Regions from separate parts of the Homo sapiens genome. Here region 1 is linked to region 2. A link is a loop called in an ENCODE intact Hi-C map of the cell type or tissue named here. Cell type or tissue: mammary epithelial cell. All regions are shown on one strand. Each heading gives the region's core, and the rest is flanking DNA. Links, peaks and the distances in the headings are about the cores only.

What was found. A loop is a pair of places that touch in the nucleus more often than their neighbours do. Peaks named below come from ENCODE experiments on the same cell type or tissue, not always from the same donor. Only the 100,000 strongest peaks of a DNase experiment are listed, where the experiment ranks them.
Region 1: it touches region 2 in a loop (7-fold over the local background); 2 of 110 quality-filtered maps call a loop at or near these places.

What each region holds. Positions count from the first base shown.
Region 1 is chr2:220,690,132-220,695,518 of GRCh38, forward strand. No RefSeq gene overlaps it. Among named protein-coding and RNA genes, the nearest start is that of MIR4268, 790 kb to the left of the region's middle. In mammary epithelial cell, for the core only: no CTCF peak of the experiment used is centred there; no DNase peak of the experiment used is centred there.
Region 2 is chr2:219,994,581-219,999,967 of GRCh38, forward strand. All of the region lies in intron 1 of LOC105373891 (a long non-coding RNA gene), which reads left to right. Among named protein-coding and RNA genes, the nearest start is that of MIR4268, 91 kb to the left of the region's middle. In mammary epithelial cell, for the core only: CTCF peaks have their summits at 2,854 (motif pointing right), 3,763 and 4,477 (motif pointing left); no DNase peak of the experiment used is centred there.

The DNA of each region.
Region 1 (5,387 bases), core at 132-5,131, 700 kb after region 2:
TAATGCTTACCTCTGCTATGTGGCCCAGTTACTAACACGCCACAGACCAGTACCAGTCTGCTGTCCAGGGGTTGGGGGTCCCTGCCCTATGTTACAAAACATTTCTCAATATGACATTGAAGAAAAAAACCCTACTCTCTGGTGTTCTTATGGAATGTTGCTCCAGCATTTGCCAAACTGCATCCTAATTATGCATTCATGTGATTTTTCCCACTGGACTTTGGACTCTTGGAGGATATGATTTGATTATTTTTTCAATTCCAAGTACCTACACAGTGCCAGGCACATGGTAGATGCTAAAGGAATTATTATGGAGTGAATTTGGTTTTGAGATATCAATTATAAAATCGAAGGCTGATTCTTTCCTTTAGATTAAGATGTTAATTATACTTTTTGTTATAATAATTTTGAATGAAGGATTTGGTCTTGCAGTTATTTTTATTTGAGATGATCTTCCATTTCTTTCCTTTCATTCCGTCTTCTATTATCACAGTGAAGGCTTTCAAAACAATGCGCTTGGACTACTCTAACAACTTCTTAGCTAATGTGCTTAGTTTTACTCCTTCTCATTCATTCTATGGCTAAGATAATTTCTTCTCATCATGAAAAAGCCATTGTTTTGACCACACCATGCCCCATAACCTACAAGGATTTTCTATCATTTGTCGGTTCTTGCTCTTAAAATACTATCAAATTTGGAACTCAGTTTTCATCTCACAACCTATTTCTGGTTGTCATTATCCATTCCTTCTCAAATCTTCCACTCTCCTTCAGTCTCAACTAACTTCCCATTGATTTCAAAATAAAGTCAAGGCAACTTTAGGGTTTTCTAAGACCCTTCATGACCTGCCTCCTTTCTTTCAACTCTAGACTCAACTTTCTCCTTATTCAATTCTCTACTTCCATATACAACTAGAGCTACATCTAACTTACCCAATTTCTTCAAATCTGTCTCTTCTCTCTCATTTCTAGAACTTTGACCTCACTGCCTGAAACTCTCTTCCCCTTCCTTTTAAGAGACCAATTCTACTTTCAGTATGACATTCTTCCAGTATGCCTTTAACTGTTACTTCATTGGAATGCAATCATTCTCGACTCTGCTGGACTTGGTCATGGATCTGTTTAGTATGCTATACTCCCACATAACATCACCTGCCACGTTTTGTTATTTTCATCCATTTAATGGTCTAGGGCTGAGTGCTGGATCATATCTGCATGTCTACAATGATAATCATAATGGTTAATATTTATTACACACTTTTGCATCAGACATTTTGATAGGAATTTTGTATAATGTTGCAGATACTAGCTAGTAGTTCACTAAATCCTTTCTATTTCCTGGAAACTCAGCTGGATGGCATTTCCCAGGCTCCTGTGTAGTTAGATGTAAGCAAATGATCACATTCTATCCAATGAGAGGTGAGTGGGATGATAAGCGTCACTGTAAGATCTAGTGTGTAAATCCTCTCGCCCAAGATCATCTTAGTTCTCTCCCATTTCCCTGAAGAGTACAGCCTGAATAATCCTGTAGAATGGTATCATACCAAATCAAATACCGATTGACCTCATAGGAACCAAAAATAAACTTCAACTGTATTAGGCTATTTTTGGTTACATTTTTACAGCACCTACCATTTTCTAATCAATGCAAACACATTTTTATTAAATTATTGGGTATGAATATTATTATAATTACCACTTTTTATATGATTAAACTCAGATAAGGAAAGATGAAGTAACTGCTCGAAGGTTACACAGGTAACTGATGGGGCCTAGATCTAAATCCAGACAGGCTGACCTCAAAGCTCAAATTTTAACAATAGTGCCCTCTATTATTATATTACATATTAAAATGACAACAACATATTAAAGTGATAAAAAATCAAGCAGAAACATGTTTTAAAGCTACAGTGATTGAAAGAGTGAAAGAAAACAGAGAATACTGGAGTAGAATCATGAAGCTCAGAATCAGTCCTATTTTATAACTATTGAGCCAATAATGGTAATGTTTCAAATTAGAAGTGAAAGTTACATATTTTCATACTTGTAGATATATATTATAGATGGATTAAAAATATTAAATATAAAAATAAAATCACAATAAAATTATAATAAAATGGCAGATTGTATTCTGATTTTATTTCTAACTTTTAACAAAACATTCAGTACTTAGTAATATGTTCAACAAATATGTTAACAATGAATCTGATTTTATGACTACCTGTCATCTGACTTCATGCCCCCATCCATTCACTTTGTTTCAGAAAATATGTGTTTTGCATACCTGTAGAGAAAAAAAAACCCTACTAGAGGTATAGTTTTCAGGTTCTGTGAGATTTTACGTTACAGAGGATATTTTAGTTTATTTTAGAAGTGTTAAACAGTCTTATTAAAGAGTATGAATAGAAAAAAATGTACCTGGGTAAAAATCATGAAAACTTAAATCTTATATTTCTAAGGACAGAGATCAGTTCAGAATTGTTTAGTTCATACTCATGTTCATTTTACTTATAGGATGTTTACTGCTAACATGATTAGTTGAGGCATTTGCTCAATATATTGAAAGGCAAATAAAATGTCATATTCTATGTGTTCATTAGCAGAGAGTTCAAAATGATTTTCTGTTTATTAGGTCCCCAGTTCTTCAAAATCAAAACTTGGAAAATCTACTCAGAAAATTTCTAGTGGCCAGGAATCTTTTATGAAGAAGACCTAGGGGCTTAGGTCAGTATTAGTGTTTTTAATAGAAAAATACATATATTTTATCATATGTCAATTTTTATTTCAATTAAAGAACTTATATGAGAATGCCTGAAATATCTGTGATTTTTCCCAGACCTAATATATAATCGTTTTAGCAGGATGTCAAGGATTAAAAATTTGCCACTCTTCCTCTGGAGTGGTGAGGTCTATCTTTCCTTCCCTTGAATATATCTGACCGGACGTCTAGTAGAATGCAGTGGAAGTGATGCTGTGTGGCTTTAGGAGCCAGACCTTAAGATATCTGCAGCTTGTGCTTTTGTCTTCTTAGAGTCCTGCTTCTAGAAAGCAAGCCACCATGTAAGAAGTCTGTGTTAGTTTGCTGAAGATAATAGCTTCCAAATTCATCCATGTCCCTGCAAAGGACATGGTCTCTTTCCTTTTGATGGCTGCATAGTATTCCATAGGTTATATGTACCACATTTTCTTTATCCAGTCTATCACTGATGGACATTTGGGTTGATTCCGTGTTTTTGCTGTTGTGAATGGTGCTGCATTTATTGAACATACATGTGCATGTATCTTTATAATAAAATGTATCTTTATAATCATTTAGGTATATACCCAGTAATGGAATTGCTGCATCAAATGGTATTTCCTGTTCTAAATCTTTGAGGAATCACCACACTGTCTTCCACAGTGGTTGAACTAATTTATATTCCCACCAACAGTATAAAAGCGTTAGGAAAAATAGCTAATGCATGCTGGGCTTAATACCTAGGTGATGGGTTTGTAGGTGCAGCAAACCACTATGGCATACATTTACCTATGTAAAAAACTTGCACATTCTGCACATCTACTCCAGAGCTTAAAATAAAATAAAATAAAAAGTCTGTGATGCCAGTAGCCAAAGACGTTCCTTTATGCTACCAGCCATTCCTATTATGCATGCCTTTAGGAGTTCCCTTTGCTAAAATCTGGGCTGGGCCTGTGACTTGCTCTTGATTAATAGAGAGTGGCCAGGGTGATACTGTGTCACTTGGAATTCAGGTCATAGGAAGCCTAGAAATTTCTTGTCTGAACTTTTCTAGATACACACTCTTGGGATGCTCCCTCTTAACACCCAGCTGCCATGATGTGTGAAGTCAAAGTCACATAGAGGAGGCCAGGTGTAGGTGCTCCCAGTGATGCTTACATTTGTGCTCCCAGAAACAGTCAACATCAACGGCCAGTCCTGGGCCCAAGCTTTTGGGTATCCAGATCAGTCAAGCCTTAGCATAACTATACCCCAGTTAATATCTGACAGCAGCCACATAAGAGACCTCAATACTACGAGAAATTATCATAAATTATTGTACTGTTACAAACAATGGACAGCTGGAGCAAAATCTGACTACTCTGAGACTTTCATAACAGAGCAGCCTTCTCTGCCACTGTGAAGGATGGCAGTATGACTTCCCCAGAGGAGCTACTGGATTGGCTGAGAGTCTTATTATCTCTTAGCCATGCAAGAAGAAAGAGACCACATTCAAGAACACAAAGAGCCAGATATGCAAGTGAAACCTTTTTGGACTGGCCAGCCCAGGCTAGCCACTCATGAACACAGATGAGTGAATAACCCCAGGTGACACCACAGGGAGCAGAGAAATTCTTCTCTGAGCCCTGCCTAAGCTCCTAGCACCCAGAATGGTGAGCAAACGAAAGGTTGTTGCTTTATACCACAATATTGTGCAGTAATTTGTAATGAAGCATAAGATAACTCTGTATTTTGATAATCTCAAAATACAGAGTATCTGAGATTAGATCTATACATTCAAAGCTAGATCTTTTTAGACTTTGATTTTAATGTGTGTATAAATTAACAGGAGCAATGGACTAAAGTGTGAAAGTGCTTTAGGATAACTTGCTGAGTGCATCGAGAAGAAATGAAATTATTTAAATACTTATGGCCAAAGTGTTGGATGGGAACAGTGATGGAAAAGGTCGGAGAAGGAGGCTGAGCTGCTCCTCTATTTGTGGAGGACATGGGATAGGTTATCTTGGAGGATGTAGGACTCTGGTTGCTCAGACCTGTCACTATCTACCCATGGCACACAGAGCATGCATTTGTGGGCTGCTTCTCTCTCCCACCTCCTTCCCTTTGACACCTTTTTCATCACTTCTACATCTCCCCAGAAACATAGGCATATTCTCACTCCTCACTGTAGTGTTACCAGCATGTCAACTGATCACCAACATTTGAGTTGTTGGGAGAAAACCAAAGAACACAACCAATACATAAATCTCCCTATGACGGATAATTCTCTCTTCCAGTTGCTTTTTCCTCCAGCCACTTCTCCAGATAGACAACAAGCTCAGTGGGTGCTGCTAGAATCAAGGCATCTGCTTACCCACAGTCCCCTGCACTAGAGCTATCAGCAGTTTGTATGTAGAGCAGGGAAGCCAGTTGATATTAGCTGCTCCCCAAAACCATGCATCCTGTCATTTCTCTTCACATTGTCACACTAGTTTGAAGCCCACCACTTTCCAGAAAGCTCCACCCCCAGAACTTGGTTGTTTATTTATGGACAACATGCTCTTGGACCCTAAAATTCTGGTTGGAGTTTGATCTGAGCAATTGTTAATTGAACAGTGTAATTGGAACAGAAAACAGAGCAACAATCTCTGCCACTGTGAAGGTCAGAAAC
Region 2 (5,387 bases), core at 90-5,089:
CCAGGTGACCTTATATATCCTTCCTAGTCTTCAGATTCCTTAATACTTTTGAATTCACAGACACCTGCTCTGTGTTGTCCTTGCAATGCCCAGGGCTTGCCAACCCTTACCTGTCGGTGGTGTGAGGAAGCCTGAAGTAGGAGCAAACAAGGAAGGAGAATTTCTCCCTCTTCCTCCCAGGGATTCCTGGTCATCTACCACAACTCCTTTGTTCTCTACCACCCCACAACCCTGGATCTTGCAAGGGAAGGAAAGATCCATTCAGGACCGAAGCCCATTGGAGCCATTCATGTTCTGGGTTGACGTGGATTCAACTGGGCATGGCTGCTCTGTGTTGGGTGGGCACCCTTACATCTCTACCAGTCCTGGTCCCTTGACCTTTGATCGTCTCTGGCCTTGGCCTGTTGTGAACCTGAGGTCTCTTGCTTGCTCTGTCAGTCTCCCTCCTACCCTCTTGATGAAGGTCTTGACTTCAGAGGACCTTTCACAAATAACAAAGGTGTCTGGGCTGCCTGGAGTGTCTGTTCTATGCTAACACTCCACTAAGTGCTTTATATCTGCAGTTTGCTCTGAGTGAATTGAATCCCCAGACTCTAGGGTAAAGGTGATATCGTCTTCATTTTACAGACAGGGAAACTATGAAGCTGGGAAAGGCTATTTATTTTTCTCAGGATTATACATCTGGTAAATGAAGCTTACTCCTTCTATAATTTTACTCCTTCTATAATATAATAATATATTACCCCTTCGATAATAGCTGCTGATATGGGCCAGGGGCTTCTTATCCATTATTTGCAATCCTCATAACAACTCTGCTGTCTCATCCTCTTTGTTTACCAAGTGATGGAATTGAGGGACAAAGAGGTTAAATAACTTGCAGTGGGTCACACAGCTAATAAGTTATAGTTATGAAGTTTAAGTGCAGGGCTCTGAGACTCCCAAACTCCTCTTTTATTCCCTTTCTCTTGAGACTTCTTAGACTTCCTCATGATCTCACCGAGCCCTTCTCAAATAACTGTGTGTGTTAGAAGTCTGGTTAAAAGAACATCAAGAACAGAGCTGACAGGCAAAACATGTCTCATTTACAGGGCAGCCTGCGTGTGTGGTGTGCAGAGGGCAATGGTGGGAAGCGAAACCCCGTCCCTGGTCTTGGTAGTTCATGGGCTGATTGTAAGAACGTGAGACCCTCTTACACTTTCTTTTTGAGCATCTCCTGTTGGCACCACCTCCTTTTCTCTTCCTTTTGACTTCTACGATCTTTGGTCTGTGTTGTCACCTCCTTTTGACTTCTGGAATCTTTCATCAGTGTTGTCACTCCACGCACTGGCCCACGCCTCTGTCTGGGCCTGTACCCAAGCCCCCTCAAATCATTTGAGTGTCTGCCTTAGTAAGGGAAGCCATGAGGCACCAAAGGTACCAGGAAGTGAACCAGGGTCTTGTCTGGACCCCAGCCCAAGCCCAGACTATGCAGCCAGAAGGAGATCACTGGAAAATGGTATTAGCTCGTTGCAACCTTTAGCACCATTGCTGTGGCTTCTTTCCTGCCTTGGAAAAAACTGCCTACTTTCAGTTTTGGATGAAAGTCATCCTACTTTCAGTTTGATGACTCCCCAACTCCCTCCCACAAACCCAGATGCTTTGGGCCAAAATCTATTAGGGCAAAACACACCCTGCTCACTCCAGGCTGTGAGAATGGCTAGACTTTGTGCATCTTCTGATCTGATTACATTTCCAGTCCCAACCACCTTCATTTTTCACCTCCTAATTGATTTCCCTGCTTCCACCCCTCCAATTTATTCTTTGCTCAGCAGCCATCCCAATCCTCCTAAATTGTGAGTCTGCTCATGTCACTCCTCTAATGGTGTCTCATGTTCTTTAGAGAAAAAGCTGAAGTCCTCACAGTGGCCTACAGTGATCAAGGGAGGGGCTGGCATTTTTTTTTTGGCAAAGGGGCAGATGGTAAATACTTTTGGCTTTGTGGACCATTGGCGTCTGTGGCTACTACTCAGCTCAGCTGCAGCAGGAAAGCAGCCACAACATGTGAACAAATAAGCATGGCTATGTCCCAACAAAACTTTACTTATAAAAGTGGGTGATAGGTTAGATTTGGCCCACAGGCCGTGATTCGCTGACCTCCTCTCTAGGTGATGTGGCCCTGACACCACATGGCCTTATTACCTTCTGCTCTTGCCCTCTGTTTTAGCCCACTGTCCTCTGTAAACATGCCAAGGCTTTGCTTGGCCTTTGCATCAGCTGTTCAATCTCAAACATTTTCTCCCTTTATCTCCGAGCGGCTCATTTTCTTACTTCTTCAGGTTTCTGCTTAAGTATCATTAGCAGAGAGCCCACCCTGACCACCTTATCAGAAATAGCAACCTTCTCATTTTCTTAGCACCCCATCCCCTTTACTCTGCTTTAGTTTGCTCGATAGCCATTGCTACCACCTGACATCTTTATTTATTTGAATGAATAAATGGTTCCTTCGGCAAATATTACCGAGTGCCTCCTTAATGCCAGCCAACTCTCTAGGTGCTGGAATCCCGTAAAGAACAAAACAAAGGCCTTGCTATCATTGGACTTTAAGTCCAAAGGGGAAGACAGACAACAAAAGTAGTAAAAATAAATATAAACATTGGTAGAGATAAGTGCTATGGAGAAAATTAGGCTGGGTGGGAGATGGGTTGTGGTGGAGGCTCATGTCTCTGTTTCTCTGGTAGTAGTTGTCTTCTGCCTGGCCTCATTGCTAAGATTTCACGGGTTACAGCAACAGTGACGTTAGCTCCCATTGCTCAGCTTAGAAGTTGGTGACGCAGAGCTGGAGCGTCTGACAAAATCCCAGAGCCAATAGGGGGCGCCACAGACTGGGGAGAACTGGCTGTGCAAAAAGGTGTGATCAAGGCAGGGGCAGCCAAGCTTCTGAACACGGTGGAAGGGGAGATGAAGGCTGGCAGCACAGGGGCAGGGAAGTTGGAAGTTGTGGGAGGTAACCGGATCTGAGCACAACTGCCTCCACTACCTGTGTTTTTCATGGAGTGCTGCCTAAATTACAAGGCGTTACCGAAGAATGCGCTTCTAAGTTGGATGCTTCATAAATCAGCCAGGCATGCATTATTATGCTGCAACAGAGCCCTTGTTGTGTCTTAATGCTCAATGATACAGCACAGAATCTGGGTTGGGCTTTCTATCATCTTGGACGTGTGGCAGGAACTCGCGCAGCTCTAATTGCTCTACGTGGGAATGGATTCATTGGTGCTTTGGCAGAATGACTCACTCTGATCAGCGTTTAGATTGAAGGGACTCTACCTGGAATCACAGGCTCAGAGAAATCTAGAGACCTTAGAGAGTTGATCCTAGTCTAATCTGCTCATGCTACAGATGGGAAAAATGAGGCTCACAGAGAGGAAGTTACTTGCCCAAGGTCATAAGTGGCACTTAGGGACACAAGTCAGGCTACTGATTCTGAGTTAAATACTTGGGTCACCATCCCAGATTCTCAGGAGAGCCGCCGTGCCCCTTCCTAGGCCTGCAGCAGGTGCCTCGGATGGTGACATTCTCTTGCCATCTGACTCAAGCTGCAGACCAACTGGAAGAAGCTGTGCCTCATTTACTTGAACACAAATGGACAACCAATTAAAAAAAAAAAACAGACTTTCACATTTTATGGATCCTTAGGGACTTAGTGAACTCATGCTCCCAGATTAAAGGAAAGAGGAAAACCATACCCTTCTTGCTGAACTATGCTGCCTGCTGGTTCCCCAGCGCACCCTGGTGTTCTCCGGAATGGAGACAGCCTTTAGGACAGCTGGAGAGCATTATCACTTGAAGGCTTGCATTCTGGCTTTTATATATGATTTACATACATCTGCATACTGTATGCTCTGGGCATTGTTTTCTGTGTCATGCCATCTTCACAGTCTCCCTTCTCCAAGCTCACTTGGCAGTTTGGCTTCCTCAGCTCTGCTGGGTGAGGTGAACGCTTGGTTGGAGTTTGATCTGGAGAAGCATCTAGAAGTTTCACCTCAGCGGGAGAGACTCTGGGACAGAGAGTGGCTGCTGAAGTCAGTGATGTGTCAGAGTCAAGTGGCCATCAGTTTCCTTAAGGTTCTACAGTAAGATCTGTTTATCACACTCCTTATCTGTCTCTGTCCTGAGCTAACTGTGTTTCTAAGTGCCAGGGGTCGCCCATGGGTTCAGAGTGACTGTCTATGTGTCAGGTAAAGTAGAAACTTTAGGATGCCATGGAAGAGACAGCCAACTTTTGGGCACCGTAGATAAGAAATGCGAATTAAAGCCGCAGTGAGATTCTACTACCCTAGTGGGTTAAAAAGACTGATAATACTAAGAGTTGACAAGGCTGTGGGTCAAGTAGAACTCTTATACATAGGAGGTAGGAGTGTATATTGGTACAATTACTTTAGAAAATTACTTGACAGCACCACCTAGAGGTAAATATTTGTCTCCCCTGTGACCCAGTCATTCTACTCCGAAAGCTTTCACCAAGGAAAGGGGGCACACATGTCCATCAAAATACATGTACAAAAATGTACACAGCAGTTTCATTAGTGATAGTAAGACATTGGGATCTACCCAAGTGGATAAGTAAATTGGATATAATCATACAGTGGAATAGTGCCTGACAACACAAAAGAATGAACTACTTGTATACTACTTATACATACAACAACATAGATGAATCTCACAGATGTAATATGCAGCAAAAGAAAATAGATACAAAAGAATCTATCCTATAGCATTCTATTCATGTGACATCTGAGAGCAGGCAAAGCTAGTTTATGGTGATAGAAGCAGAACTGTGGTTACCTCTGGTAAGGGAGTAGACTAGGAAGGGGTAAGGAGAAGCCTTCTGGGGTTGATGGAAATGTTACATCAATAGTAAAAATTCACTCATTCACTTAAGTAAGATTTATGCACTGTATAGTGTGTCTGTTATAACTCAATAAAACTGAAGGAGGAAGAAAAGGGGACCTGAGTGAGAAAGACTCAGGGTCATTCTGGTAATATGTTCTATGTCTTTGACTTCCGGGACTTGGCCTCTATTTCCAGACTCCTGACACCAGCTTGCTTGATGGACTATGCTCTTTAGCATCGCCCAATATCAGCTCTGCTATTTGCCTACAGCTTGATGTTCAAACGCATTCTAAGATTGACACTAACTTCTGATACTTGTACAGTGTATGCTCAACTTCAGGTTTGCCCGACTTCAAGGTGAGCTGATACTATCAGAGCTTGCCTGCACCAAAGTAGCTTTTCTGGGGCCTGCCTTCCGCACTCTCCGGCCCCCTTAATCCAACACTTGGTACTCATGATGAGATAGGCCCCAGAACTCCTCATACCATATTTCCATCAGCTGCCCACAGCTGCCACAA